Regions from separate parts of the Homo sapiens genome. Here region 1 is linked to region 2. Evidence: chromatin contacts called from ENCODE Hi-C data. All regions are on one chromosome and are shown on one strand. Each heading gives the region's core, a stretch centred on a gene start or an enhancer-like site at or near the end of the contact. The rest is flanking DNA. Distances are from core to core; before and after follow the strand shown. Region 1 has its middle 70 kb from the start of LINC02205. Region 2 overlaps LOC107984788 (a long non-coding RNA gene).

Region 1 (3,483 bases), core at 2-2,501, 680 kb after region 2:
GATCCTTAGAAGGCTGATCAGGAAGCGACATTGACCAGGGGTGCCTGGCATTCTTCCCTGCCCTGGGATCAGCGTGGCCTCAGGAGTGCACCCAACAATGCCATCAGGCTGCCAGGACCCTCTACTGCCAGCTGGGTGACCTTAGGAAAGTCAGCTGGCCTCTCTGAGCCTGCTTCCCTGGGTGGACAATGGGGAAAACCCCTCCTTCTTGGGGTTGTTTGAAGATCAAATGGAATTCTTGAGCACAATCTCTTCCATTGTAATGGCTTCCTGGCTTGCTCCTACTTCCTCCCTGCTCCATTAAAGCTTAATCTGATAAATCAATTAAGGATAAAATACTATTGGCTGACCTCTGGTTAGTTGCCAGAGTTCAAGGACAACAATTTATTCCTCTGTGCATCTTCCTACCCCCAACCACCCCCCCGCTCCACCCGCGCGCGCGCGCGCGCACACACACACACACACACACACACACACACACACACACAGTGAATTGTCTAATGGCCTCTTCTTCCAGATAGGAGACACTCTTTGTGCCTCCATAAATGTAGCCTGGCACCAGTAAGTCCTGTATAAGTACTTAGTAGATAAAGGAATGAAAGCCTGGCCAGAGGGAAAATCCAAACCTCCTGCTAGGAGGAAAGCCAAAGGTCAAAGTTGGGTAAATAGGGGAAAGGAACCAGCCCCAGTAGCCAAGGTAGGTGAAACAGAAAGAAAAATCAGTAGAGAAGAGACAGGTTGGGAAGAGGAGTACAAGGTAGGTCAGGAGAGTTGTCCAGGTCATGCAATGAACAAGGTCTTCTGGGCTTTGAAAGACACATGACTGTAGCTCTGTGGCTTAAGGCTGGACTTCATGGTTTCTAGGACCAGACTGCTCTGGAGACCATGGAAATTGCACTGCCCAGCTGCGTGCTGGGGAGTCCTGGTGAAAAGACTGTTTCATTCCACTGAGAAGCCAAGGAAGCAAAGACGCGAAAGGGAGAAATAGGGAGGTTTCTGAGCAAGAGTGGCAAGAGGAAAGTGCTATTTCAGGGAACAAATGATTAGTGATGTTACACAGAACAGGTCAGAGGAGGAAAGAATGCAATTGGGGAAACTAGTGAGGATGCGGCCCAGGGAAGACTCAATGAAGACTGAGGCCAGGGTGACGAGGGTGGGAAAGGACACAAAAGAAGTAAACAAGAAAGGAAATCAAGACACAGACTCCCTCTCTGTGCTCCTCAGCCTGCTTCTCACCTTCCCTGCACCTGTCTCAGCCAAAGCCAGCCCTCAGGGCCCTCCCAGCCCCATGCCCCCGGGGCCAGGCCCAGTTACATCAGGTAAATAAAAAGGAAGTATGTGGTTTCTTCTTTCATTTCTCTCTCCTGACTTCCTCTGACTGCCAAAATTTGTCTGTCCCATCTGCAAAAATGTGACATTTTATATTCAAAGCAGTGCATGTCTAGTTATTTACTAGATGTGCAGCTAAGACATAATTACATTTAAAGTATTTTCCCCCAGGAATAGTCTTCCTTTAAGCAACAGTGCTCATTGTTTGAAGATCCTACATTTGGCGAAAAGAGTTCATAATTGCCTTGTAAACAGGTCTTGCAGACAGACACAGCAACAGCTACTTCTAAAACCTCCTGGAAGATTCTGGGGCTGAGAAAGTTGTGTATCTGTGTGTCTGCACATGTGTGGGTCCATGTGTCTGTGCATGTCCATTTGTGTGGGTGTGTTCTAGGTATGTGTGTGTGTGAGAGAGAGAGAGCACGTGTTTATGGAACACACGTCTGTGTCTTGTGTGTTGTGGAGGGGCAGAGCATGAAGAAGGAAACTAGTGTCTATTGAGAGCCTACCATGTTGCAAGTGCTTTGGGCATGGCCTTATTTAATCTTCAAATATTCTTGTCTCAGTTTAACAGCTGAAGAAACTGAAACTTAGAGAAGTAAAAGAACTTGCCCCAAATTAATCTGCCCATAAGTTTCAGAGATAGAACTCTGCTTCTCATAGTCTGTCTAGTTTGTGCTAAAAAGACTGAAGAAATAAAAGTACCATGTTGTGTTTTCACTCAGTGGCATACTTCATATTTTCTCAGATTCATTCATATATAATCATGTATATATCATTTTCTGAGTCCCTCCTGTCCTAGGCATTGTGGTAGAAACCTTACATATGCAATCTAATGCAATGCTTACCACCTCTCTGGAAGCGGGTTTATTATTGCCATTTCAGAGATTTAAAAAAATGAGGCATCAAGGGATTAGGTAACTCCCCCTCACAGAGCTGTAATGCAAAGGCAGCTTTGTTCAACTCCAAAGCCCACGCTCTTGCCCTTACATCCCACAGACTGGCTTCATTATTACTCAGTTTTGAGTCTTGAGAATTTAGAGTCTAGGTAGGCAGGAAAAGCATACATGTGACAACCAGAGTTATCACATGGTGGTCTGTATGTGAAGGCCAGCAGCTACCTTACATCACCAAAACTCAGATTATCTCCATCTTCCTGCTCTGCTACCCTCAGTCTGTCGGCTGCCTCAGACTAGTTTTCCTCATGGTTACAAGACAGTTGCCAGAGTTCCAAGCATTGCAAACAGCCTTGACTATACCCAGTGAAAGAAGGTAGACTAGTTAATTCTTATTTCTCTGTCTTTTTTCCTCTTTTTAAATCTTCATTTATTTTATTTTATTTCTACTATATCCTTCTAACTTTTTGTCTGTGTGTATACATAGAGGAAGTTTGGGAAGATGTTTACCTGTTGAAAAGGCATCTTTGTGTACTTTGATGCATGGTTTGATTTGTTTTTGTAATGAACATACAGAATTTTTTAGAAAAAATAGTATCTTTTAAAAAATGATGTCAGTATTCAAAAGAAATGAAACTAATCTCACAGTGTCATTCACCTGCTTAAGGTGCATCATTGGCTTCCCCACCACAGACCGGATGAAGGACAAACTCTATGGCAGTTTATAAGCCCTTCTGTCATGTGGCCTCTGTGTTCCTGCCGGAGGACTTTGGTCCTCAAACATGCAGATGTTTCTGTGCTTCCCGCCTTGGTTCCGGCGCTCTCTCCTGCTGGAGAACCTCCCTCCACTGCTCCGTCAGTGGAAACCCTGTGCCTTCCTCAAGGACCAAACCAAAAATACCTTGCTCCTTGCAGCTTCTCCAGGAAGCTCAGTCAGGAGATATTGCTCCCCTATCTAGAGGCCAGATTTTTGTGCATTTTGCATTGTGGTGAGTTTGGGTCAGTGGCATGCTGGAGCCGGTGGCTTTTTTCCACTCTTGAGACCTGAGCCTGTGCATCTCTTCCCAAGATGTCATATTGGTGTCTTGGAATCGGCCATGGAGAGAATATTTATACCATGGGAAATGACAAATGCTACAATTTTTTTTTCCTTAGGGAAGTTAGTTGTTAAACATTTACCAGCACACCTTCAGTTTGGGTAGGGGTCCATCTCAAAAATTGACTCAGAATTAATTCAGGGAGGCCTGTCTTATTTCGC
Region 2 (3,375 bases), core at 361-2,860:
TGTAATATGAATTAGCTTAATATATTCTCAAGGTACCTATTTTCCCAGCAGGACAAGGCCTGCTTATCCTTTCAGATAATTCTTCATTCTTTCCTAGGGCCTTCCCATCTCTCCTAGCCCCAAGATCCAGGTCCTTCATCCAAAAGACCTACCCTAGGCCCCATTTCTGCACATTTCCGGCAAGATTCTGCCTGATCACTGCCTCAAGTTGATAGGACAAAATATTGTACCTGGGATCAATAAAAATTCTAATTCTAGCACTTTTTTTTTTTTTTTTTGAGACGGAGTTTTGCTCTTGTTGCCCAGGTTGGAGTGCGATGGCGTGATCTCGGCTCACTGCAACCTCCGCCTCCTGGGTTCAAGTGATTCTCCTGCCTCAGCCTCCCAAGTAGCTGGGATTATAGGCAGCTGCCAACATGCCTAGCTAATTTTTGTATTTTCAGTAGAGATGGGGTTTCACCATGTTGGTCAGGCTGGTCTCGAACTCCTGACCTCAGGTGATCTGCCTGCCTTGGCCTCCCAAAGTGCTGAGATTACAGACATGAGCCACTGTTCCCGGTCTAATTCTAGCACTTTCTAACTCTTAGACCTTGGCTTACATAATTAATGTTTCTAAAAGCTGTGATTTTTTTCATTTGCATAATGGAAATTGAAATAGCTCATTGTGATGGTTCTTCATTCAACATGTTTTTAAAGTCCCTACGAGGTGCTCAAGCACTCTGCTGCTGTGATACTGTGGGTACATGACTGGGAAAGCCAGAGGCCATCTGATACAGCCACAGGAATGAAGCTTTGCTGGTTGATAGATGGGATAATGCAGGGGTTGGCAAACTTTTTCTGTAAAGCGCCAGATAGTAAATATTTTAGGCTTTATTCTGCCATAGTAGTGCAAAAGCAGCCATAAACAATATATAAACAAATGGGTGTGGCTCTGTGCCAATAAAACTTCACAAAAAACAAGCAGCAGGCTTTGGCTTGTAGGAAGTAGTTTGCCTACTGCTGGGCTAAAGGTTAATGTTTGTGGATTGAGGGTCAGTTCCAGATCACTCCAAGAAGGTGGCTTCAGATGATGAACATGTGGACTTAGGCTGGCATGCTGGGAGTTCTTCAGGAGGGCCTCCAAATGCATCATTCCTCTTGCTTATGCAGAGCTGGACGGGTTAGATCTCAAGCTGGCTTAATTAACTTTCCAGGCCTTCTTCCTTAATGGCAAAGTACAAATTCAGTAGCATTCAGTGGCCCCTTATAACAGACACAGTAAGTATGACAAAGATACAACCCAGCCTACACTACTGGGATGACAGGGAAAAGTCATCCCAGCAGGGTTTAACTAGTGGTTTCCCAAACTTGAACACTCATTGAATCACTCAGGATGCTTGTTAAAAATACAGATTCCTGGACCCCTACTTTAGAATGATTATTTCAAGCTATAGAGATGACCTGGGGATTCTGGACCATTAGCATGTGGACCAGATGATTTTAAAGGAGGGAAACTCAGAGTTAGGCCCCTTTTAGCTGTGACATACAGTGGTTATCAAAAGAGTAAAGGAAGCCTGTCTGCCCTTGCTGGGCTGTGGTGGGACAGAGAATGGTGGTGGTGGGGATCGTTATCTTGTCTGCAAAGACGTGGCAGGATGTGGTTGACCTGAACTTCCTGTGAATCAAGGAACCAGAGAACAGGGGGGAGAGATTCACAGCCCGGCAGTAGGCTCAGCCCACATGCCTAGAGTGTGCTCAGTGGGTACTGGGAAATGAGAGCCTGGCCCCACCTCTTCTCCGTGACCTTGGGCAGGTCACTTCACCTCTCAGAGTGTCAGTTTCCTCATGGATACAAAGGAGATGATGATAGGTCATTTTCAAGGACACCATGAAGAATAAATAAGGTATCATTTATAAAACCTCTGTCTCCTTGATTAGTGGTAGAAAATTCTCTTTCAGTGGAATCAGTGTCCACCTCAAAACATCCAAGGGCCAAGAGTTAGGAGACCTCCTTCATGGGCGGGGTTTTACCAATGACTCAATGCTCCATCTTGGAGTAAGTGAGATCATGTTGCTGGGCCTCACTTCACTTGACTGTAGAATGGGACGTTATGCACCTGCGGTTCCCTGTTTCCTTTTCAAGGATTCTCTTGAAGGTTGGATGAGACTATGGAATGAGAAGTGTCCTGGTGCTGTCAAGGGATATGGCAAAAAAAATGTGCAAGACCATTCTTGTCAGGTGCGGGGAGAGATGTTGCTGACTTTAATAATGTACTTCTTTCCATTTGTTATTTTTACAACAAAGGAAGAAATAAAACAGGACCTCTGAAAGATTCCTTGTCATATATAGCTTTCTCCTATTGAGTTATTTTCATCTGAGTTTATCAATCAATTGAGAAACAGTCACTGGATATCAACGGTGTACCCAGCCCTGTGCTATGTGTAAGATAAGGAGGTTCAGAGGTATGCCGCTAGGTCCCTAACCATGAGAGACCCACAGTCCAGCTTAGGAGATAACAAATATGTGTTATCCAGGTATGTTAACACATGGGAAGTGAAATAGAAGTGCAGTGATGATGCTGATGATGCTGACAGTAATGATGGAAAGGATGAAGATGATGTTAATTATTCTTCATATACACCACAATTGTACAGTTTACAAAGCATGTTTAGGACGATTATCTTATCTGATATTCAAGTCTAGAAAAACCCTGATTTTACTGATGAACAAACTGAGGGTAATAACTTCTCAGAGATCAGATAGGAAGAAAGTAGCTTAGTTGGACTCCAGCTTCTTTCTTTTGGCCCCAAGAGTGCCATTATCCTCAAGACATCATAACTTTCTTCCTTTAAATTGCAACAGAACATTGCAAAATGCACATTATCGTCAGATAGTAACATGAGTAAATTAGCACATGGGAAGTGAATGTTACAAGATCTCAAAGAGCAGGCAGGTCAGGAGACTGTTGACTGCAGTGAACAGAAGAGGCTCAGTGGAGAAAGCTGTAACTGAGTTTAGCCTTGGAAGGCTGCATGGTATTTTTGAGAGGTGGAGATGGGGAGAGGGGTGACATTCTTGGCAACTGGAAATGTATAGGTAAGAAAGGAAGTGAGAAAGTTCAGGGTGTGGCAGGAAATAGCCAGACCCCAGTCTGACCACAGTGGGTTCCATATAGTGGATCTGCTGGGGAAGAGTTGGGGATGTTCTCTTCCAAAGGGCTGGAGTGGTACTCTTTACTTTAGCGTAGGTGGGATATGGCCACCATTTTCTCTTTGATATCCTTATCCCCCTCAATCCCGAGTCCATCCATAATCAAATGAAGCAGTAATCAAATCAAATAACAGTCTGTAGTCCTAGCCCAAAGACAGAGTCTGCCACTTCCGACTTTTTTCTTT

The links. Hi-C counts contacts between places; a loop is a spot of excess contacts on that map. Pooled maps may share reads with other maps.
Region 1: a map with no recorded cell type shows a loop between it and region 2 (8-fold over the local background). The contact joins two enhancer-like sites. A Hi-C loop is called at or near these places in 4 of 37 single-sample maps with no recorded cell type and 4 of 50 pooled maps.

What each region holds. Positions count from the first base shown.
Region 1 is chr15:70,434,285-70,437,767 of GRCh38, forward strand. No RefSeq gene overlaps it. Among named protein-coding and RNA genes, the nearest start is that of LINC02205, 70 kb to the right of the region's middle. RefSeq lists a silencer at 1,175-1,378 and an enhancer at 2,189-2,238. Within about 2 kb of position 1,252, at least 4 of the 41 ENCODE cell types and tissues checked have a DNase peak (open chromatin) inside an H3K27ac peak, as active enhancers do.
Region 2 is chr15:69,757,566-69,760,940 of GRCh38, forward strand. The region is part of intron 2 of LOC107984788 (a long non-coding RNA gene); the gene reads left to right. Among named protein-coding and RNA genes, the nearest start is that of LINC00593, 76 kb to the right of the region's middle. RefSeq lists an enhancer at 3,368-3,375. Within about 2 kb of position 1,611, at least 5 of the 41 ENCODE cell types and tissues checked have a DNase peak (open chromatin) inside an H3K27ac peak, as active enhancers do.